3 separate regions of the Mus musculus genome follow, and all the other regions are linked to region 1. The links are chromatin loops, found by intact Hi-C in ENCODE. Cell type or tissue: left cerebral cortex. All regions are shown on one strand.

Region 1 (8,000 bases):
TAGCTTCAGGATCACTATTCCATGTGTCTACCTCCTTCTTTAGCAAGTACACATGCACTCAATAGACACTGGAATCAGTTACATGCCTGGCCTGAGGCACCCCATCCTCAGACTCTTTCTGAATGCAGCACTATGGCAGCCACTCCTAATTCATGGTAATAGAAAAGCCCTTGAAGGAGAGAGTGACAATTCAGTCTCCCTTCTGGATCTGTAGTCTATGAGTAATTCGGAGGCAGTCAGTCCAAGATGCTGGAGGGAACACTGCACGTGGAGCGGTACCCAGTGTGCAAGTCTGTTGCAGCCACTCTCTAACCCAGTATTATGCACATTACACACACACACACACACACACACACACACACACACACTGCACATACTATACACACTGTACATACATACACACTACACACACTGTATATACTACACACACATACACACAAACTACACACACACACACCACACATATACAAACATACCACATAAACCCACACAACACACATATCCATACTACAAACACACACACACACACACACACACACACACACACACACACACGCTCCCCCTTCCATACTCTCTTGCGATAAGTACTTCCCTCATCTTTAAGCTTCTTTCGTGAAATGAGGAAGCTGGCCAAAGTGTGGTCTGAAGTCCTTACATGTTGTAGCACTGATGTGATTCTAAATTCCACATTCCCTACACTAGCGTGGCTAATCTTAATTTCAATCTGTCTGGCTTGAGAAATGCCCGGCGAGTTAGTAATGAACAAGTAAGTCGGCCTTTGAGGGTATTTCCAGGAACGATGAGATACATCTGAGGGACTCTGACCTACTCAGCGGCTTGGCCCCTTGAGAGAACTTGGTAACTGTCTTTGGACACTGTGTCTTGCCTTAGCCTCTCCTGGATCCCTTTTTTCCTCCTTCCTGGTGACCATTGATTGAACTTCTAGTCATTGCCTCTCACTGTGGACAGACGTCTCTGAAACTATAAGCACCTAAACAAATTACTCTCTTTATTTCTGTCTGGTATTTGGTCACAGCAAAGAGAAACTGGATGTGGTGGTGCCTGCCTTTGATCCCAGCACTTGAGAGGAGGCAGAAGCAGGTAGATCTCTGTGAGTTCAAGGACAGTCTGGTTTACATAGAGAGTCCCACTTGTGTGCCAGGGCTACACAACTGAGAAAATACGATAACGCCATATCTCTAAGGCTTCCTACATAGCCAGCATGGCGATTGCTAGCATTTGGCTGGGCTTGATGTTCATATATCTGGTGGTGTTGAGGCAGAGACTTACTTGTCTGAGGATGTGTGGTTAAGCACACAGAGGGGAACCCCAATCCAAAGCTTACTACAGTGAAAGCTGTCTGTGTTCTGCTCACACCCCTGTTTGGTTCAGATACAGCTGAGTGTGTGTGTGCTGAAATTTGGTCCCCACTGTGGCAGAGGTGAGATGGGAGCTGGTGAGGTAGCTCTCTTACCCGCAGAAGGCCCTCATCTCATGGACATAGTCTTGCTAGAATGAATTCTTCTAGTGTAAGGCCAGTCCATGTGCTTGGCCGTCTCTTTAGGCCGTGATTTCCTTTTCTGTTTCTCTCTCACATTGTTATGTAGCAGTGGGGGTCGGGGTGAGAGGAACAACTTGTCACAGGCCAAACAGACTGGACCACCTGATCTTGGGATTCAGCCTCTAAGAGTGAACTAGACAAACCTCTTTACTGAGCACCCCGTGTTGGGTATCATTATAGTGATACAAAGCAGACTAACATACTACTCAGCATCCTCTGGCCTCAGTAAGCATCAGCCGTTCTCCCCTGGAGGGCTTTCTCTTGTCCTGGAAGATCCAAAACTAGAAGGAAGCCAGTGTCCCTGGCAGCGGCTCCCATCTGGTGACAGATGGGCATGAGCGTTGGAGGAGACAAGCTAGCTCCCTCACTCTTGCTTGGGGTGACTCGGAGGTGTGAGTTTCCCATTCCTGTCTTGTTTCTTCTCTTCCCCCATTGTCACTTCCAGAGACACCCCCACCACTGCCCACATCACTACAGGATTTCGTGTCCTCACATTCTCGCCTTGGGATTATTTCCCTGGATCTTAAACCACCACAGCACGGCTCCGGGCCGTGCTGTCATGAAATTGGACACTTACAAGTATGGTAGAAAACACTAAATGAAATTTTGTTTTAAGGTCCTTCTGATTTTTCTTCTACTTTGTTGTGTATAAGCCTGGTATCTTGTAGTCTATACTTAAGAGGCAAGAGTTAGGGGCTCTGGGGGTGTGCAGAGCTGTGGTGGCTTCAAAGAGACCTATGGACTCTCAGGCCACCTCTGTACACTGCCCGTTAGTGATGGATTGCTAAAGACTGTCTGTTAATACAAAGCTCTGAGATTCCGGCCCCAGGATTTCAGATCTTACAGTCCAGATAATCCAGGCACTCGTTGAGTGGAGTGTGTTACTTTGTAGTAGATAACTAACTGAGTGACAGACAGCAAGTGTATATGTGTGTGTGTGTGTGTGGTGGTGGGGTTACTAAAGGGTCTGCAGCTGGCCGGAAAATGTCCTTAACAGGGAAACTTTTATAAACCTGATTTAGTTTTAAAAATGTCTTTCTCTCTGTCTCTCTATCCCCATCTCTCTCTGTCTCTGTCTGTCTGACTCTGTCTCTCTGTCTCCTTTCCTCCCTTCTTCTCTCCCTCCTTCTCTTCATCCCTCCTCCCTCCCTCTTTCTTCTTTTCTTTTGTGTGTGGACTTAGGCAATTTTTTTAATCACTCTCCACCATTTTTTTTTCTAAAACTAGGGTCTCTCAATCAACCTGAAGTTCATTAGTTCAGCAAGACTGGCTGGCCAACAGGTTTCAGATGTCAGCCAGTCTCTGCCCCTCGCCGTTACTTCAGCAGCGCATGAGTGAGTGCTGGCACTCTGACCCCAGTCCTTGAAGGCTTGTACAATGGACACTCGGCCATCCCCCCAACTCAAATCACTTCTGTTTATAATCACTGTGTTTTAGCAGCAGGGACATTACAAAAGGCTACTTCCTCCAGCCTGTATTGGTGGTAGGAACCATGCTTTGTCATTCATTTGAGAAATCTGCACAAAGGGAAAGGTCCCTCAAGCTCTTAAGACAACGCAAAGGAAGACAGCATTTTGCTCTCCTCCACCGATGTCCTCTGTGACTGTTGCCTGCCGTCAGGCCTGGCTTCCATGTTAATTTTTTCCATCTGCTTTGGCTGCAGGTAATTTGGAGACACTGACGTCATCGGACCATCTGTTCTGTAAAGCCACAGCAATGCTTTTCTCCTGAGCTGTTTATGCCTTGACAGCTACTTTGGGCTATTTTAATGTACTCCGGGCAGGGACCACATTGTGTTTCAACTAGCTCTTTAGCCTTACATCAGAGTCAGAACGGAAGTTAATTCTTTTTGAAATCATTTAAAAAATTAAGTTATAAATAGAAGTGCTAACACTCATGGTTAATCCCCAAACAAGAAAAAGCAGTGGAATGCACATATGTTTGAGTATCAGTGGCCACAGGAACATACAATGTGGGTTTTTTCTCTCTTCCAGATGACATCTGACAGACTCAGTTTCCCCATTTGATCACTCTGGCTGCTCCTGGCACAAGGAAGGTGCTGAGTAAATTAGGTAACATTGGAGTGATCAGGTTTTCCTTTTCCTAAGGTTTTCCTTTTCCTGAGGAGACCTTACAGCCTGTGGTGCCTGTTCTTGGTCGTCAGCTTAACACTGGAAAAGAACTAAGCCACGAATGGCTGGACAGACCTGTGAGGGAGTGTTTCCTTAATTAAGTCATCCGAAGTGGGAGGACCCACGTCTCTTTAATCCAGATCTTTGAGTTCGGAAGATCTATCGTTAATCTGGGCCATATCTTCTGCTGGAAGCCTATGTAAGGACGTGAAAAGAGGAAACTTTTGTGCCTAACCTGCTGGCCAGCGCATTCCTTAATGGCATTAGAGCTGACTTCAGGATTCCAGTGTATGCTGAAGACCAGCTGATATATGCAGTTCCATGGACTGAGCAACAACTGGATTCTTGGACCTACTGTTGGTAGACAGCTATGTGGATGAGATGGACCACAGCCTGTAAGCCAGTCTACTAAATCCCCCTTCTGTGTAGGCATAGACTCATTCTGTAAGTTATATTCCTCTAGAGAACACTGTCTAATATGTATATATGTATACTTTCCAGTCTGTCACCTTCCTGGACTCCAAAACAATAGGGAGATATGTTTACTTCTTCCTTAAGAGAGATTCCAGGGGACTGCACAGAGATGGAGTTTTCACCCCTTAAAATCCCATGGATATAGCACCCATCACATTTTCTAGATGGCTAGAGATATCTCCAGAATGGAGCAGATATTTGTTGTGTGATAAAGTTTTGGTTTTTTTTCTTGGAAGATGCAACACAAATGTCTATTTACCCTACGTAGGAAACCCACAATAGACACCACCAAAGTCCAACTTGGCGAAACAATGAGTCTTATTGGGGTTACTTACAGGTATATAGGTAAAGGATTACTTAGAGGAATAGAAATGACCCAAAGACAGCTGCACCACCAAGGCCCACCCCAGCACGGGTGACAGTTCACAGAGCTGGGAACCTGGAGCACATGCACAGCCTACAGGGAGCTCAACAGCTTGGAGAGTGACCTTTCCAGGTGGCTCTGGTCTAACCTTCTTCCAGCTAGCTCAGCTGGTTTCTGCTTCTTCCAGGCAGCTGGTCTGGTCTTGAGTCTTATTTGCAGGTCCCCTTAGTTGGTCTGAGAGGGAATCTCAGCGTCTAGTGCTCACTCTGGGCAGGGAGGAGCCTGGTGAATCCTGTCAGTTTCAGGGATTTCCTATATCTATTTTGAGTTGTTAACTTTCCTGTTTAAGAAGTCTCCTGTAGGATAGAATGTTCCGATAGTAGAGGAAGCTGCTGTGTAACAATTCTTCTGAATTCCAACACATGACACTGATAGAATATATTAAACCAAGAGCCCACAGTGTTTGCTTTCTGAAACAGTTCTTAAGACAGAACAAGTACAGTGGACCTGAGTGACTATCGGGTCGCTGCTTCGGTTAAGTGCTGTGTGCTAAAGCCCCACCTCCCTCCCTCTGCCTAGATGCTACTCTCAGTTTCCATATTATAAAGAACAGAGGACTTGATTGGCTTGAGCTTGCACTGGGCTTGTTCAAGCTGCCATAACCACTGTGGATGCTTAAGTCCAGCTGCCCTTTTGTGTCCCGAGGATACAGCTTCTTGCATTCATTTGCTGCCTCTGGCTCTTAGAATCTTTCTATCCATCTTCCATAATAATCTCTAAGCCTTAGGAAGAAGAGTAGAGTACAGCTATCCCAGCTAAGCCTGCAGGTGCTGAAGGCTCTAATTCACTACACATTGGTTAGTTGTGGACATTGGAGAGGGAGAGTAAGCTTTCTTTAAGAGCATTAACCATTGTGATGGTTTGTGTATGATTGGCCCAGGGTTTGGTATCCTTAAGAGGTGTGGCCTTGTTGGAGTAGGTGAGGCCTTCTTGAAGTAGGTGTGTCACTGTGGGTATGGGCTTTAAGACCCTGTTCTAGATGCCTAGACACCAGTCTTCTCATTTACCCTCAAAACAAGATGAAGAACGCTCAGCTCCTCCTCCACCATGCCTGTCTGGACACTGCCATGCTCCCACCTTGATGATAATGGATTGAACCTCTGAACCTGTAAGGCAGCCCTAATTAGTGTTGTCTTTATAAAAGTTGCCTTAGTCATGGTGTCTGCTCACAGCAGTAAAACCCTAACCAAGACAACCACTGATAGGTCAACTAAACTCCAGTGGAAGGCCATACATCCATGAATATATGGGCGCCACAAATAGAACCTGATGAGAGAGAGAGAGAGAGGAAGAAAGAGAGAGAGAGAGAGAGAGAGAGAGAGAGAGAGAGAGAGAGAGAGAGACTGGGTAGGTGGAGTTGGAAGTTGAGAGGGAAGGAGGATGGAGCTGGGAAGATCTAAGAGAACGAAACTCATTGTTGGATATTCTCAAAGAATATCCTGAAAGCACCCCACACATTTAAAAAGTTAACATTTACAAGGAAAACCTCTTCCTCCACGCATAGTCTTCTGAGACAAACCTTCACCTTAGCCCTGAGTTTGGCCTCTGTGATGAGGTTCAGACCCCTTCCTTCCGTTTTACTTCATTTTCTCCAGTGTTAATTTAGATCAAGCTACACTCATGCTGAACTCTTGGAGGCCACTGGTCTTTCTTATCTATGCTTGATCTTCTAATTTGTTGTGTATATGTTATAACATATATTTGGTGATAATTTTACAATGTCTGAGACCTTTGGTGGCGCAGCACTGTTTTCAGAGTGAAGCTTCCAATCTTTAATATTCTATGCAGAGCATGGCACAGTTGTCCCCTGCCTGTCTACTTAGATCATCATGTGTCACATGCCTTTCTTGTCAGTGCTCAGACATCAGAGTTTTTTAAAAGTCCTTCTAACCAGCTCCCTCCTTTCTGCTATTTCGTATGATGTTTCTTCCTTCTGGTTGCTTTTCCTTGGTTCATGCCTACCCATTTCTCACATATCTACTATGTTTTAAGTTTCTTCTTAACCTACCATTTCTTGTTGTCATTTGCTTTTTTTCCTTTTAAATTAGATATTTTCTTTATTTACATTTCCAATGTTATCTCTGTTCCTCATTTTCCCTCTGAAAACTACCCTATCCCATCCCCCCTCCCCTCCTCATTAACCCACCAACTCCCTCTTCCCTGCCCTGGCATTCTCCTACACTAGGGAATCAAGCCTTCACAGGACCAAGGACCTCACCTCTCTCATTAGTGTCCCACAAGGCCATCCTCTGCTACATATGTGGCTGGAGCCATGGGTCCCTTCATGTGTATTCTTTGGTTGGTGGTTTAGTCCCTGGGAGCTCTGGAAGTACTGGTTAGTTCAAATTGTCATTCCTCCTATTGGGCTGCAAACCCCTTCAGCTCCTTGGGTCCTTTCTCTAGCTCCTCCATTGGAGACCCTGTGCTCAGGCCAATGGATGGTTGTGAGCAACCACTTCTGTATTTGTCAGGCACTGGCACAGCCTCTCAGGAGACAACTGTATCAGGCTCCGGTCAGCAAACACTTGTTGGCATTCACAATAGTGTCTGCATTTAGTAACTGTATATGGAATGAATCCCCAGGTGGGACAATCTTTGGATGGCCTTTCTTTTAGTTTCTGCTCCACATGTTATCTCTGTATCTCCTCCCATGGGTATTTTGATCCCCCTTCTAAGAAGGACTGAAGTATCCAGTGGAAAAAAGACAGCAGTTTCAACAAATGGTGCTGGTTCAACTGGCACACAGCATGTAGAAGAGTGCAATCCATCCATTCTTATCTCTTTGTCCAAAGCTCAAGTCCAAGTGGATCAAGGAACTCCACATAAAACCAGAGACACTGAAACTAATAGAAAAGAAAGTGGGGAAGAGTCTTGAGCACATGGGCACAGGGGAAAAACTCCTGAACAGAACACCAATGGCTTATGTGCTAAGATCAACAATCAATGAATGGGACCTCATAAAATTGCAAAGCTTCTATAAGGCAAAGGACACTGTCAATAGGACAAAACGGCAACCAAAAGATTGGGAAACGATCTTTACCAATCCTAAATCCAATAGGGGGCTAATATCCAATATATATAAAGAACTCAAGAAAACCAAATAACCCTATTTAAAATGGACTACAGAGCTAAACAAAGAATTCTCAACTGAGGAATACCGAAGGGCTGAGAAGCACCTAAAGAAATGTTCAATATCCTTACACATCAGGGAAATGCAAATCAAAGAACCCCGAGATTCCACCTCACACCAGTCAGAATGGCTAAGATCAAAAACTCAGTGACAGCAGATGCTGGTGAGGATATGGAGAAAGAGAAACACTCCTCCATTGTTGGTGGGATTGCAAGCTGGTACAACCACTATCAAAATCAGTTTGGTGGTTCCTCAGAAAATTGGACATATTACTACCTG
Region 2 (8,000 bases), 240 kb before region 1:
GCCCAGGAGCCAGCAAATGGTCAATCTCACAGAGAACTGCCACAGTTGCTCTTTCAAAACATATTTTTACATTGTATGTATGTGTGTGTGTGTGTGTGTGTGTGTGTGTGTGTGTGTGTATGTGTGTGTGTGTGTGTGTATGTATGTATGTATGTATGTATGTATGTGTGTGTGTGTGCCTGTGTATGGGTAAGCTCAAGTGTCTGAAGAGGCCAAGGCACTGAATTTTCCTGGAGCTGGAGTTACAGGCAGTACCTGGGAAACAGACTCAGGTCCTCTGGGAGAACGGCACTAGCTCTTTAACCACTGAGCAACCCCTCCATCCTGATGGTTACTCTTTTTGTTTAAAAACAAAAAGCACCACCACCACCATCACAACAAAACAAATCAACAAACAACAACAAACAACAACAACTCAGACTTTTAAAGCCTTGGTTGCTCTGTGCCCCCCAACCCTGCAGTTGGATTCCTCTGGTTACACAGACTGCTCTCAGAGAAGAACAGTAGGTCATTTTACCTCTGGGATACTAACCAAGGAGAGAACCTGCTTAAATACTTTCATTGTGATGACACTGGGAACTAAGGAAACGACAAATGGAAAATCCCTGGTTAGGTGATGTCCAAAGGTTTAATTCAGTCTCAAATCACAGGCCACATGAGAAAGAACCATGTTAGTCCACTGGTCTATACTGGAGGCCATAGAGGCATTAACTTTAGGTTTGTAACTGCAGTTCTTAAACACACAGTTTAAAAACTTTTATGATCATATGAAAGTGTGTCAATTAGATGTTTATATAAAGAAACACTTTTGAAAGTGCTTTTCCTGTGTGTGTGAATACATGGACACATACGTGTGGGTTTGTGGACTGTACCTTACAAGTGCCTGTGCACCTGTGTGTAAAGGCGGGGTTGAAATTTTGTGCCCTTCTTCAGCCAGTCTGCACCTGACTTTGAGACACGGTCTCTGAGGGAAGTCGCAGATTGGCTACATGGCTGACGAGGGAACACTGAACGGCTCTGCCTCATTGCCAGCAGAGGGTTACAAAAGCCCACCACAGCCACCTTTTCAACGGGCTCTGGAGATCCGAATGCAGCTTACCCTGCTGCAGGGAGACGCTTTCCTGAGGATCACCTCAAGCCAGTCACTGATTCTCCACATGCCATTTCCTTAAAATCCAAACAGCTCAGGTTTCTGATGCAAATGGGCATCTGGCCACATAATTATCCAAAGAGTACTTCAAAATGCTTTATAATTTAAATATTTTAAGTGGATGTTTTTGAGTTTCAGATTTAATGATAAAAGTCAAGGTAACATTGGTAGACTGTCATGTTTTTCAAAATTAATAAATGGGAACACAATTTTCAAATGAGCTAATGAAACCAGCCTGAAACAAGAGCACAAGTATCCACAGCTGTACCAGAGCACACTGAAGAGAAACATCGAAGCTTACTACTGATTCATCTCAGCACAAATAACACTGGAAACCCGTCGTCATTCCTCAGTGTGAGGCCCAGCATATGCACATCTATGTACACATATGTTAACTATGGTTAACAAAAGCACAGAGAAGCAACTTGCTGTGTAAAGGAGATGGAACTAAGTCAGAAACAGAGTATTGTTTCCTCATCTCATTGAAATCAGAGCCATTTTCCATAAGTAAATATAACACAGGTGACCTTTTACACATCCTGGCTATGGTATCTTCTATAAATTCTAAATATAGGAGATTAAATACAGCACACAACTTCAACAGTCATGAGGTACATTGATCTTAAAACAATGTACTTAAAGATTAGTTTTATTTTACCTTTTAAACTAAAAAGTTATTTAGAACTTACCAAATTAAGTATAGTAGGTTTTTGCTTCCATGGGTTCTATATCTGTGGATTCAATTAGCTCCTGATTGAAAATGTTGTGGTTACACGAATAATTAGTTCTTAGCAGAAAATTTACTTTGCTGTCTATTCTTTAAAAAAAAAATTCTCCCATCAAACAAAATCACAAGAGTATCTCTATGTTTCAAAAGACGGAAAGTGAAATCAAAGAGTCCAATTTATAAATGGTCTCAAAACTTAACTAGATTGCATAACTTTAATTTATTTCCAATTCCCCAAATTCCGTATAGGGGGCTGTTTGTAACCTAGAATATAGAATCTACATGACAGGGATGTTTAGGACATAAGCAGAGGGAAAATCACCAACCACATTGAAAATGCTATGGCACAACGCACTGCCCTGAAATGAAATCCGGATTGGGTTCCTTAACGAATTTCCACACAGTACATTTAGATACACAGCCTTGATTAAGTCCTCTGCCCAGCCCTGGTGAGGTCTGGTGTGTATATGTGAGCACAAGGGTATTTCATCTTCATCCTGTGGAGGTGTGGAAATGCCTAGTTACTTCCCAAATGGTTCAGGGCTGTAGTCTCCTTTTCTTGGCCATCTTCCCAAAACAATCTTGGCATTAACAAAAGCCAAATTATTTTAAGATGGATTTTGAACTGTTAAATCCTATTCCACATGAGACAGAATAGATAAACCAGCTCTTTTAAATATAGCCCTGAAACCAGATGGATGGCAAGATCTGTGTGATGCCGAATCCACCGCAGTACAATTTGTGAATGAATTAGACGAGTCTCTCTCCCTCCGCCAGCATTTTCCATCTGGGCAAATCTAGGTGAGCGAAGTTGCATAACTTGATGTTTTTTGGAATTTAACCATCATGCACAGACATGTGACTCATTTGGGTAACAGAAGAACTAAGCTCAGCGAGATGCTCCTCCTGTCCCGCCCGTCACAGAGGGACGCGCAGCGGCCACCTTACCACAGTTACTGAGATAAGGCTTGCTTGCTCTTTTCCCTTCATTGGTGAGATGGTAGACTACTAGCACTAGCAAAAACCAAGGTCTGCTCTAAGCAATGAAAAATACATTTATTGACATAAATAACCACACCCTACAGAGAGTACCCCACCACGCCCCGTCTGCAGTTCTCTTCCATTTTATTTACTTCTAGATAGACAGTACGACACAACAAGTTAAAAAGCTTAAGCCTACAAATCAATGCACAGAAAGTGTCTTTCCTTTCTCCATCTATCAGTTTCCGTGCCCCACTCCAGCTGAGCTGTTACCTCAGGAGCCTTCCAGAGAAATATCACAGCCATAGGCTCTGTGCTTCTAGCCCCATCTTTTAAAACAAATACTGCAAATAATATATATTTTATAAAATTATTATGCACATATTTTTACATATATGCATATAGTATGTGAATACATACCTATATATGCACACACATACATATTGCATATAATATTCATTATACATATGTATAATATACTTTAGCAGGGACTTCTTGTTGAAAATTGAGATTGTTCTCAATACTGCAAAGAAAACTTTGCCAAGTATGTAATCCTATCTGCACAAAGCTCCTAAAAAAATTAAACTGCTGACTCAAAATACATGTAATTTACAGATCTGAAATTGTCTGTGTGGCTTTCCTATGTTTGAACTCAAGTTACGCATGCCAGCTCTGAGACAGTTAAAATTTCCCCTGATGTCCTTCCAAGCTCTCACAATGTGTGTGTAAAGGGTCCTGAGGTCTCTTGATTAGCCTGGATCTGATGCAGGGCAGTCAGCATCCCTTTGGCACACCTCATCTCTTCTGTAGGCCAGCACATTCACCTGGCCACATAGGCTTCTGCACTTCAAGTGTGTGTATTTATTCTGTATCTCCTGACACAGAAGCGCTGGAGGGTCAGTCCACAGTCTCAACCTACAGTCACCTTTATATTTATGGTTCCCAAATTTATTATCTCTAGCCTTGGCCTGTCTTCTCAACTCTACACTGGGAAGTCAGTCAGGAAGTTACATTTAACTTCACCCCAAACAGACTCTGATCTTTCCTCTCAATACTGCCCAGGTTTGCTACAATAGTGAATAGCAGCTCCATCTCTCGAGGCTGGAGCAAAGATCTCGACTCATTCCCATTCCCCCCTTTTTATCCTACTACCTGTAAGTAATTTACTAGTAAATACTATCAGCCTAGCCTTCAGATTGCAAGTTTGGGCCACACAGAAAACTGTTCAATGTGTCTAATAACCACATTTGCTAACCTAAGAGCTCAGTAGACAGCCTGTGCCTGTATCCCAGCCTCATCTGTAGGCGATGGCAGTGCATGTGACGGCAGAGGGTTTTACTGTTTTGTATAAGCTCTTCCAGACACCGTTCTTGGTGTCTGGAGTGTGTGGAATAAACAGATGCCCAAGCCTGAGGACTTTAGGCAAAAGAAAACAGACCCTGTTTATGGATATGAGCAATTACAAGGTATGTGAGAAGGTAATAGCTGTTAAAGGGAAGAGAGCAGAGCAGGGCCAGGTGTCAGTGGGAGGGTGCTGCTAAGCTCTCAGAGTTGCCCTGGCTTCCTTCTGCTGCTGGGATAAAATATGCTGACACAGCACCACAGCACCATAGGGAAGAAAGGACTCATGCAGCTCACAGTTCCAGGCTACAGGCCATCACCACAAGGAAGTCCCAGTGGCCGAAGCCCGAAGCAGCCACTACCATCACATCTCCAGTTGCAAGCAGAGAAATGAATGCATGTGTGCCTAGCACTACTCACCTAGCTTTCTTTCTTTACTGTTACACAATTCAGGATTCAGACCCAGGGAATGGTGCCATCCATAACAGGTGATCTCATATAAATTAATGTGGAATAAAGACAATTCCTAAGAAACATCCACAGGCCACTCTGAGGTGTAGTCTCTCCCTGAGGCTCATTCCCCAAAGGGTTTTGGATTGTGTCATGTTGACAAAACCAACCATAAAAAGGGTGACCTTATCAGTCTGAATCATAGACTTGATCATGTCCTGGATTTCCTGCATTTTCCAGCCCTTTCTTCATAAGAGGATTCTCCCATTCAAGCAGCTCCTTGATTTGGATGACAGCCTGTTCTACACAGGTCTGACCTTCATCCCAATCCAAGAGCTCTTTCCACTTGACCCTTGTACTGTGAACTGAAAGAAAATTAAAATTCAAGGTCCATGACTCATGTGGCTTGCTAGTTAGGAAGGCTTTTTGGGCCTAGAACAAAGAACAAAGGCTGTAAAGTCATCCCAGGAACCAACTAGCCATAAAGTTAGGGAAGACATACAAGAATGTCCGGACTGGCCCGGCGCCTGCCTATCTCCTGCCCTTCTGACATGGGTTAAATGTTAACTAGATGCTCTGCTGTTACCTCGATCTGCACATACAGTTTGCTGATGTTTAAACTGTCCAATTGTGTGAAGCCACGCCAATTCTTCCCCTACCCCCACCCTTTTCCTATATAAACCCCTAGCTTTTGAGCCTCGTGGTCGACACCTCTGTCTCCTGTGTGAGATACATGCCGGCCTGGAGCTCCGTCATTAAACTACCTCGTGTGTTTGCATCAAGATGGTCTCTCGTGATTCTTTGGGTGTGCGCTATCTCGTGACTCGGGTGGGGTTATCCCCACGGAGGTCTTTCAGAACAACATGTGCAGCACACATGAAATAGTATTTCACACCTAATGCCTGTTTAAGCTGACACCTCAGGTTGGGAACAGAACACCAGGAAAGTTAGAAACACTAAGGATGGGTTTCTAACTATTTAATGATCTCCACTGCCTGTATATTCCCTCCAGTGTTCAAGACACTGGCAGGAACTGAAATGGGCTTTATAACTGCAAGTGTGGGACACAATGGGGTGCACTAGTGAGCTCTGATGACGGATGGAGCGCTAGCGAAGCATGATTGTGTAATTCCTGAATTAGACACTGGGGTGTTGTCCTAAGACCAACCCACATGCTTTAGCCTTGAATTAAAGTTCCATCATTGGACCCAACCTGAGTTTTTAAATATTTCTTCTGTGTCCTAACCAAATATTTCTTTTTAGTCAGAATAACATGCTCACATATATTGGTAGCACACCTTTATGATAAACCCTGAAAGGGTCCTATTCCTTTAGTATTTACAACTCCTTATATATCTTATATAATTCTATATTATACATTTTATAAATATAAGATATTTTATATTATTATATTTATTATGTTCTAAGAATTTCATATTAAAGATTGGCACTGGAGAGCTAGAAAACATGTAGAGGTCACCTATGCTAATTTATCTTAGATCTAATGATAACCTATGTGTGAATTTTAAAAATGTTCTAGTATTTGTCTGAGAAAAGTGATTTGTCTGTGGACTTAATTATGGTTCTTAGCTGCAGCAGGTAGTTATAACATACATAGCAACCATAGTTCTTTATCTGAACAGCAGGGCTAAAAGTCGAGGAGGACTATAGCTGACCCTACCTTCAATCCCTATGGAAACCATCAAATTGCTATTTAGATGAAAAGAATGTTCTCAGAGACTATGATTACCAAGGAAAAGCAGAGGAAGACACAGCCAAAGAGTACAACTTTGGAATGTGACCACAAAGCATGTACATCAGAAAGGGAAAGCCCCCTGCAACTTCCCTCCCCTTTTATTTGTGGAACAGGAAAAATGTCACCAATGAAAGGTATATACAAAAAAGGATTCAATGTCTTGGAAGGATAATCTGCTTATTACTCAGTCACCCAGCCAGTCCATGCTGCTTTTAAGCTGTCACTCTGTCCCTGGGGAGTGCACAGGGGACAGACATCCGGCCAAGAATGTACCAGAAGGTCTGCTCTACTTCTCCCAGAAAGAGAAGTTCTCAACCTGTAGTATGCTGATAATACTTAGATTGCTGAGCAGTATATGAAATATTTCAAGAGGGACCCTACCTCCAGGAGGTTCTGACTACCCTCTGAAACACCACCAGTGCAAAAGGTGATGTCAGGGATTGAGTAAAGAGGATGTGCCAGGAGATAGACTTCTAGACCAGCTGCTTGCGGACTCTGAGCTGTGAATGAGGTGTCACCTTTGCGATCCTTTCCCTTATACTTCCTTATGAAGGAAGAGAGAGAGAGAGAGAGAGAGAGAGAGAGAGAGAGAGAGAGAGAGAGGGAGGGAGAGAGAGAGGGAGAGAGAGAGAGAGGGAGAGAGAGAGAGAGAGAGAGGCAGGCAGTAGGAACAGTGCAACGATGCTGCTGGCCTTGCTACCTCTTGAGCCCCCAAAGCTTTCGCTGATGATTGCTAGTCATTTGGCACACGTCTTGGAGAGGGTCTGTTGAATGTATAAGAGAAAGGCTACCTGGAGACCATTGATGGTTATTTACTGAATTTCAGGGATGAAGATACACATTAAGTTTTCCATAGGGGTCTGGGTGGTGTTTGACACAGCCTCCCAAGGCCTTGTCTTCAAAAGGGTGTAGCTGTATATCACCTTCAAAGTTAGGTATAGAGTTAAGAAACCATTCTCCTTCTCTCAAAATTCATGCAGATAGTCTGTAATTTACACATCCTGGAGCATTATCGGAAATGATTCTCCAGCCTGCTAATGTTTTTAAGCTGCTGACCGCAAGTTATCCTAAAAGACCGCTCATGCAATTGATCTTAGGTCATTGCACCTAAGCTGCTGTCAGGGAATGGTATGTTAACCAAGAAGTAAGCAAGGCAGAGAAGGGCTAAGAGACTAAACTCACAGACCAAGACACTCAACAGAGGACAGGCTTCACTTCTGTAAGACAGAGCTGAGAGACACCCAGACATCAGGAGGCAAGTCATAGGCCTCTGTCTTTCCTTCTGCAAATCTTTCTAGAGTGAACACTAGTAAACTGTTGTCAGCAGGAGCCTTCCTGGTGACTTGCAGTTTTCTGTACTAGACTAAACAAAGATGTGAGAGAGCCATGTGATGATGGTGACAAGTTCTTCATCTGGTGACTGCAGCTCCCAGGGATACAGTAGGCTCTGGGGAGCCTGTCCACAAATAAAGACAGAGGCTTCAGACTTGAACCCAGAGCAGGCAGGTCTGTCTGACACTCTGTTTATCCTCCCCACACAGAGGAGTGCTGGGTCTTTATCTGCTTTAGGTAAGACAAATCCACTCAGCTTGGTC
Region 3 (8,000 bases), 230 kb before region 1:
CAGTGTTTATACATGTTTTAAAAATACTTTTTATGATGCTTCTTCCTCTGCAGGTTCCTGCTCAGTTCCTGTGCCCCTGACCATTTACTCGCCCGAGAAAGGGTGTGTTAATGTAGACACACTCATTCCTGAATAGCCCTGTGCTATTTATATTTTGGTTTTACTCACATGGTGTTCAGACACTGCCTCCCACACCACCTCGCATGGCCCAGTTTGCAGCTTCAGGTGGCACTGCTGAGCCCCGACTGAAGGGACACCCACGCCCAGCCCTGTCCCAAGTTCCCTTTGCCCTTTCCCCTGATGTTCCCACGAGGCAGGGCTTCCCTGTGCAATACTCTCTGCCTGTCTCTAAAAACCACATTGCTCTGCTGTCTCAGAAAAGGATCTGCCCTATTCCTCTGCCTAACTCTGCCTGTCTTTGTCTCTCTCTCTCTCTCTCTCTCTGTGTGTGTGTGTTGTGTGTATGTGTGTGTGTGTGTGTGTGTGTGTGTGTTGTGTGTGTGTGTTGTGTGTGTGTGTGTATGTGTCTCTGTGTGTGTGTGTGTGTGTTGTGTGTATGTGTGTGTGTGTGTGTGTGTTGTGTGTATGTGTGTGTGTGTGTGTGTGTGTGTTGTGTGTGTGTCTTTTAACATCTTACACTTCACTGAGTGCTACATATTCCTAGGAACAGAGTTTCCTTATTAAAAATTTCCTCACCTCCCACCCCCAAATTCTCTCTGCCACCAGCTTCTCCTGAAAGAACCAACTGCAGAAGCCTTGCCACCCATCAGTGCTGTTCCCATGGCCAGTTCTGACCTGCAAGGCTCTGTCTCCCTGGATGGAGGAGAGGCTACAGACTGCCAGCCCATCATGGTTGGAGGTCTTCACTAGAGAGAAAACCTTGCCTGCCCAACTCCCTCTCTACTTAACACCAAAGAAAACATTTCTCTCCCTGAAATCTGTTAAACCTCAGGGAGCCCCAGCCTAGACTCCCCGGGGTCACACTGGTCAGAATTCCTATTTTCACTGAGCCGTTTAAATGAAATGTTATCTAATGTGAGTATAAATTTGTGTTTAAAAAGCTAGAAATACTTGGCAGCTCTTTCTTATTTTGGTGACCTATACCTTCCTTTCCAAGACCGAAGTTCTGTAAACACTGTAAGAATCACTTCTAAAGCAAAATCTTATACAGACATCTTCTGAACTCAGTACAAATTACCAAGTCTTCATATGACTAATGATCGTATGCCCTTACAATAACTGTAAGCATGAGAAATGAAAGACCAGGGCTCTAAGTATTTCTACGTAGGTAGCAAGGGCAACCAAAAGATAATCTTGGCTCGACTAGTAATGTCCTTATGCCTAGGACACCTGGAGACTGACTGAGCAGCCACTCTCTATTCATCACCAGAGCAGTCCCTGGGGTAGGACACTCTGCTTAGTAGAGCAAGCATTTCGTTACTAAAATCAAGCTAAAAACCAAAAACCCATTATAGAAGACATCAATCAAATTTCATCAACCAGGGAATCTGCAAAACTGACATAATCAAATAACTGAATTAATAAACAGTTCCCGCTTAAAATTCAACAAAATTCAAAAATACTTATACATGTGCTTAACAGAATACTTAATAAAAGTCAAATCACATTTTTGCTAGTTAACATTCAAGTCACCACTCTGCACAGAAGGCTAGAACAGATGTCTTGGGTAAGATACAGAGTGTAACAATATACAATGTTGGTGTTGTAGGAAGCTATCCTGTTCAGAAGATGGAATGCATTAATAAAATGCACAATAATTGAAGTTCTATCAACTGGAAACAAACAAGTGAGTTGAAGAGCCCAAGAGAATGCTTTAGTAGGAACCCTGGAATCATGAAAGGTCTTCAGACACACTGGGTAACTGCAAAAGTACTACTAGCTGGCAGAGGAGCACAGAGAGTCTGACTAAAGGGAGAGCTTGTGAAACTCGATGGGGTTGACTATGCAGGGACAGGCCAGGAGAAGGACTACCTGTGTGCACCAGGCACCGCTGTGCCTTCCTCAAGCTTTCTCAAGCTCCTCCATATTGCAAGTTGCCCTATTCGATTCTGCCTTTTGAAATTCTCTACACACAGCTGTTTAGCCTTGAAAGGCTCAAAGCACCAATGGCTTTGCGTCGCTTCAACGAGGCATCTTGGCCATGAACATTTTCAGATAGTGTGCATGATTGGAAGACTCCAAAAGGATAAAACTAGGCTCACTTATTTTCTACATTTTGGTATGCAAGAGCTACTAAGAGCCTTATGCATGTAGAAGTTCAAAACATATTTATTAAGTGTAGGAGCAGATGGAGTATGACGGGTCTTCTGTAATGCTGGCAACATGGTAGGAGACTTGGGTGATGGCCTTGTTGCATAGTGTGGAGATCAGATTTGCATCCCGACACCCTGGTAATCTAATGTATGACTCCCTGTAGGATAATGTCATGCCAAAATGGCATTTGGGTGGATACTGTAGGGAGAACTAGCTTAGAAAGGGCTAAAAATAAAAACATCATTTTGCTAACAGTACTTTACTGAAGAGGAAGAAAAAAAAACCCAAGGCAAGGATTTGAGAGTTTGTTGATTAGTCACAAATATGAATATTCATTCAGTGAATACCAAAATGTTTCACATATGCCTTTATTTCCAATTTACTTTAATTCATTTATGGAAAAAGTGACTTTTTAAAAAGCACAGCAATTAAACTGGGTATAGTGGCGCACTTTAGTCTCAGCACTTGGGAGGCAGAGGCAGGCGGACCTCTGTGAGTTTGAGGCCAGCCTGCTCTACAAGTGAGTTACAGGACAGCCAGGGCTGTTACACAAGGAAACCCTGTCTCAAAAACAAAAACAAAAACAAAAATCAAATGAACCAAAAGCATAGCAATTGTAAAAATCTCTGTATTTTAAAGAGGTCTCAGAAGCAAATTCAGCCTTATTTAAAACTTGAAATATTCATGTTAGAACCAATCTGATACTTGGAGTGAAAAGTGGGAAGACTATATAGCTAAGTTTTGATGTTGCCCACCCCGCCTACCCACATCTGCACCCACACTAAGCAGTTGTAAAGGGGCTGGCTCCCTGAAAAAGCCCATTCCTTTGCTCCAGTCCCCCTCACAATAGAGTCACAAGTGAGTGGCAGGATGTCTGCGGGAACAGAACTGAGGAAGAGATTAATGCAGCTCTCGGCCACAACCTCATGCTAGAGATGCCTGGAGATCTTGCTTTTTTTGGAGACAAGGCCCCACTCTGTAGATCAGATTGGCCTTACATTCCCTATCCTACCCTGGAATTCCAAATGCTGGGATTACAAACGTAAGCCACCATGCTCAGATCACCTGCAGATTTTTAATAGTTACGAATCTCCTAGCCAGTGCTGCAGACCAGTGTTGATGTATCCAGGGAAATCCATTAACTGGAGTTGAGAACCGCTGGATTAGTGTTTTCTTTAGCCATGGACAAATAATTGTCTTATTTCTCCTCTTGACAGAGTATCAAAGGGAAGACATAATTTTGAGGAAAACAGGTGATGGTCTTAATTTTGTTTTAAAGGAACTTCCACTCACCTGCCTTCTGACAGTGCACGATCTTTTCATACACAGCGTCTGCATTTTCAATCAGTGCCTTGAGGGACTGCATCATCTGTAAAAGGAACATCCAGATGTGAGATCACTGAGAGTCAGACTTCTTCCTGCCACTACACACCAGACACATCTTAAAACAGGCAGACAGGATGTTCTGGCTCCCACGGCTCAGGTGTCTATGGAGGTAAAACCAATAAAACCGTACATCTTCCTATGTCTAAACAGTACTGACTACACATGCAGTCCAGGTGTAGTTAGGCTAGTAACCACTGAACTTGCCCAGGGACAATAATGGATAAAAAGTTATAAATAAGTGAGTGTGCTCAACCTGTTTAAGGACTCTTGGGTTTTTTGTTTGTTTGTTTGTTTGTTTATCTCTTTGGAGGGGGTATGGTCTTCTACTGTAGTCCAGCATTGCCTGGAACTCATTAGGTGGCCCAAATGGCCTTAAAATTGGACAAATTTCCACCTCAACCTTCTAAGTGCTGGGACTATAAGAGTGAGCACTATGTCTGGCTTTGACTTGAATTTTGTCACACACACCCCTTTTGGTGATCATTTTAACAAAATGTTCAAACTCATTACATAAACAACCCTAGCACTTCTGAAGCTTTAACCCACTTTAACCAAAAATATCTTCATATGAAAATTAGTAGGGCTGGAGAGATAGCTCAGTGGTTAAGTCCTGAGTCCAAGTAGCTCACAACCATCTCTAATGGGATCCAATGCCCTCTGCTGGTGTGTCTGAAGACAGTCACAGTGTACTCATATACATAAAATAAATAAATCTTAAAAAAAAAAGAAAATTAGTATAAAAATTCAAGAGCTAGGGAAGCGGCACACAGGTAAAGCACTCAGTAAGCATGCAGGAGAGCCTAGGTTTCAGTGGGCGGCAACAGCACAATGTGTGGAGAGGGAGGTGAAACCATGAGCGTCACGTGACACTGCCTCACAAACAATATTGAATACATCCCATCTGCTAAAAATGCCTCTAACAATGGTTTTGGTCAGCACCCACCCTAAGAACTAGGGGTTAGACAGATTTCCTGGTAGGGCAGACAGGGAGGGGGACATGACTGGGTAATAAAGACAGTAAAACCCCTGACCTGAGACAAAGCCCCGCAGCTTAAGACAAAGGCCTTGCATTTTTTTCTCTTGCCTGTAGAGCCCGAGCTGATAGAGCTGATCAAGTTCAAGGCCAGATCTGAGTAAGTTCTGAACCTTGACACAGTTCTGGGCCAATCAACCATCCCACCTTTCTAGAAACTAACCAACCTGACCTTGGGTTTAAAGAGACACACCCCGGAGACAGAGCATATTTTGGGTTCCTAAGTGTCCCCTCTGCTCACAGTAGAGTTTCTTTGTTTTCCTAAGTGTGCTTCCTCACCCCACTGTGAGCTTTCCTTCAGCTGACAGTTATGCCTGCCATGTTCAGCATTTCTTCCCCACTACCTAGCTAGTTCAGGATTTTTCTTGCCTTTTAATTTTCTTTAAAATTAGGTATTTTCTTCATTTACATTTCCAATGCTCTCCCAAAAGTTCCCCCATACCCTTCCCCCAAACTCCCCTCCCCGCCCCCACTCCCACTTCTTGGCCCTGGCATTCCCCTGTACTGAGGCATATAAAATTTGCAAGACCAATGGGCCTCTCTTTCCAATGATGGCCTACTAGGCTATCTTCTGATACATATGCAGCTAGAAACACGACCTGTGTGTGTGTGTGTGTGTGTGTGTGTGTGTGTGTGTGTGTGTGTAGGGGGGGTACTGGTTAGTTCATATTGTTGTTCCACCTATAGAGTTGCAGACCCCTTTAGCTCCTTGGGTACTTTCTCTAGCTCCTCCATTGGGGTCCCTGTGATCCATCCAATAGCTGACTGTGAGCATCCACTTATGTGTTTGCTAGGCCCCCGGCATAGCCTCACAAGAGACTGCTATATCTGGGTCCTTTCAGCAAAATCTTACTAGTGTATGCAATGGTGTCAGCGTTTGGAGGCTGATTATGGGATGGATCCCCGGGTATGACAGTCTCTAGATGGTCCATCCTTTCGTCTTAGCTCCAAACATTGTCTCTGTAACTCCTTCCATGGGTGTTTTGTTCCCAATTCTAAGAAGGGGTAAAGTGTCCACATTTTGGTCTTTGTTCTTCTTGAGTTTCATGTGTTTTGCAGGTTGTATCTTGTATCTTGGGTATTCTAAGTTTCTGGGCTAATGTCCACTTATCAGTGAGTACATATCATGTGAGTTCTTTTTTGATTGGGTTACCTCACTCAGGATGATGCCCTCCAGGTCCATCCATTTGCCTAGGAATTTCATAAATTCATTCTTTTTAATAGCTGAGTAGTACTCCACTGTGTAAATGTACCACATTTTATGTATCCATTCCTCTGTTGAGGGGCATCTGGGTTCTTTCCAGCTTCTGGCCATTATAAGTAAGGCTGCTATGAACATAGTGGAGCATGTGTCCTTCTTACCATTTGGAACATTTTCTGGATATATGCCCAGGAGAGGTATTGTGGGATCCTCCGGTAGTACTATGTCCAATTTTCTGAGGAACCACCAGACTGATTTCCTGATTGCAAGGTTGTAGAAGCTTGCAATGCCACCAACAATGGAGGAGTGTTCCCCTTTCTCCACATCCTCGCCAGCATCTGCTGTCACCTGAGTTTTTGATCTTAGCCATTCTGACTGGTGTGAGGTGGAATCTCAGGGTTGCTTTGATTTGCATTTCCCTGATGATTAAGGATGCTGAACATTTTTTCAGGTGCTTCTCAGCCATTCAGTATTCCTCAGGTGAGAATTCTTTGTTTAGCTCTGAGCCCCATTTTTTAATGGGGTTATTTGATTTTCTGGGGTCCACCTTCTTGAATTCTTTATATATGTTGGATATTAGTCCCCTATCTGACTGAGGATAGGTAAAGATCCTTTCCCAATCTGTTGGTGGTCTTTGTGTCTTATTGACGGTGTCTTTTGCCTTACAGAAGCGCTGCAATTTTATGAGGTCCCATTTGTCAATTCTCGATCTTACAGCACAAGCCATTGCTGTTCTATTCAGGAATATTTCCCCTGTGCCCATATCTTCGAGGGTTTCCCCCACTTTCTCCTCTATAAGTTTCAATGTCTCTGGTTTTATGTGGAGTTCCTTGATCCACTTAGATTTGACCTTAGTACAAGGAGATAGAAATGGATCAATTCACATTCTTCTACATGATAACCGCCAGTTGTGCCAGCACCATTTGTGGAAAATGCTGTCTTTTTTCCACTGGATGGTATTAGCTCCCTTGTCAAAGATCAAGTGACCATAGGTGTGTGGGTTCATTTCTGGGTCTTCAATTCTATTCCATTGGTCTACTTGTCTGTCGCTATACCAGTACCATGCAGTTTTTGTTTTTGTTTTTTATCACAATTGCTCTGTAGTACAGCTTTAGGTCAGGCATGGTGATTCCACCAGAGGTTCTTTTATCCTTGAGAAGAGTTTTTGCTATCCTAGGTTTTTTGTTATTCCAGATGAATTTACCTGGCAGAGAAAACTAACTTGACTAAGACGAACACATCAGTTCCTTTAAACTTTAACTTGATTTGTATTACTTATTAATAACTGCCAGCATCGTTATTCTATAGTAATTAAATATATGTAGGTTGAAAACCATATTCTTGTTATATTTATTTAAAATATATCCAACATGTCTATTAAGAGCACCAAAGTCTTAAAGCCCGTCAGATAGCACTGATCCATTTCCTGTGCTCCAAGACACACTTTACTGCTCACTCAGGGCCCAGAGCCACAGCCCAACAGACGAGCTTGCACTTTGGAATTTAACATCTTAACATTCGTTCCTCAAGCTCTGAGTAATTCATGTAAATTAAAATTTTCTATTTTACAGCTTAACATATTGAGCAGGCAGTGATAAAACAAATAGTTAAGAACCCTATTGTGCTGATATGAAGTGATTTGTGCCGTTACAAATCTGCATACTGAAAAGGTCCAAACCGTCATCAGTGACCTTTGCTCAGCTTTGATGTTCGCTCAATGAGTTATGGAGAAGCAAGCAGGTTTCGTAGCAAGGGTGGAGGTTGCCACAGCTCATTATCAAGGAACTGGTCAATGGGGGTCCAAAATAAAACAGGAACAAGGCAAATACAAGCAATGAAATGAACCCAGTTTCAAGGCACAAGAGCAGGAGGGATGGAGAAGAAAACCACAGCATCACCATAGGCCCACAACACATATGTAAACTCTTGAGGCAGAAAAGGTGTTTGCATTTGTGAGTTCTGGCCCTGTATATCCTTTTATGACGATGATATTAAATCTCCCTTATTATAAAAGGGGCTTATTAAAGACATCACACCTCATAATTCGAGGGCTAAAAAAGTGGATGCCATGGCTGAGTCTCCATGAACCCAGGAGGCCGGGCAGAG

Evidence for each region. Hi-C counts contacts between places; a loop is a spot of excess contacts. Peaks named below come from ENCODE experiments on the same cell type or tissue, not always from the same donor. Only the 100,000 strongest peaks of a DNase experiment are listed, where the experiment ranks them.
Region 2: it touches region 1 in a loop (12-fold over the local background); 3 of 42 quality-filtered maps call a loop at or near these places.
Region 3: it touches region 1 in a loop (6-fold over the local background); 4 of 42 quality-filtered maps call a loop at or near these places.

The regions. Positions count from the first base shown.
Region 1 is chr17:50,402,698-50,410,697 of GRCm38, reverse strand. No RefSeq gene overlaps it. Among named protein-coding and RNA genes, the nearest start is that of Gm31015, 17 kb to the left of the region's middle. In left cerebral cortex, no CTCF peak of the experiment used is centred here; DNase peaks (open chromatin) are centred at 1,948, 2,365, 3,255, 3,874 and 2 more places; H3K27ac peaks cover 2,979 bases.
Region 2 is chr17:50,645,384-50,653,383 of GRCm38, reverse strand. All of the region lies in intron 4 of Plcl2 (phospholipase C-like 2), which reads right to left. Among named protein-coding and RNA genes, the nearest start is that of Plcl2, 140 kb to the right of the region's middle. In left cerebral cortex, no CTCF peak of the experiment used is centred here; DNase peaks (open chromatin) are centred at 3,078, 4,264, 4,397, 7,930 and 2 more places; H3K27ac peaks cover 4,067 bases.
Region 3 is chr17:50,635,759-50,643,758 of GRCm38, reverse strand. It overlaps Plcl2 (phospholipase C-like 2), which reads right to left. Exons shown (of 6, transcript NM_013880.3): 4 at 3,568-3,643. Among named protein-coding and RNA genes, the nearest start is that of Plcl2, 130 kb to the right of the region's middle. In left cerebral cortex, a CTCF peak has its summit at 4,318 (motif pointing left); DNase peaks (open chromatin) are centred at 189, 735 and 2,408; H3K27ac peaks cover 2,160 bases.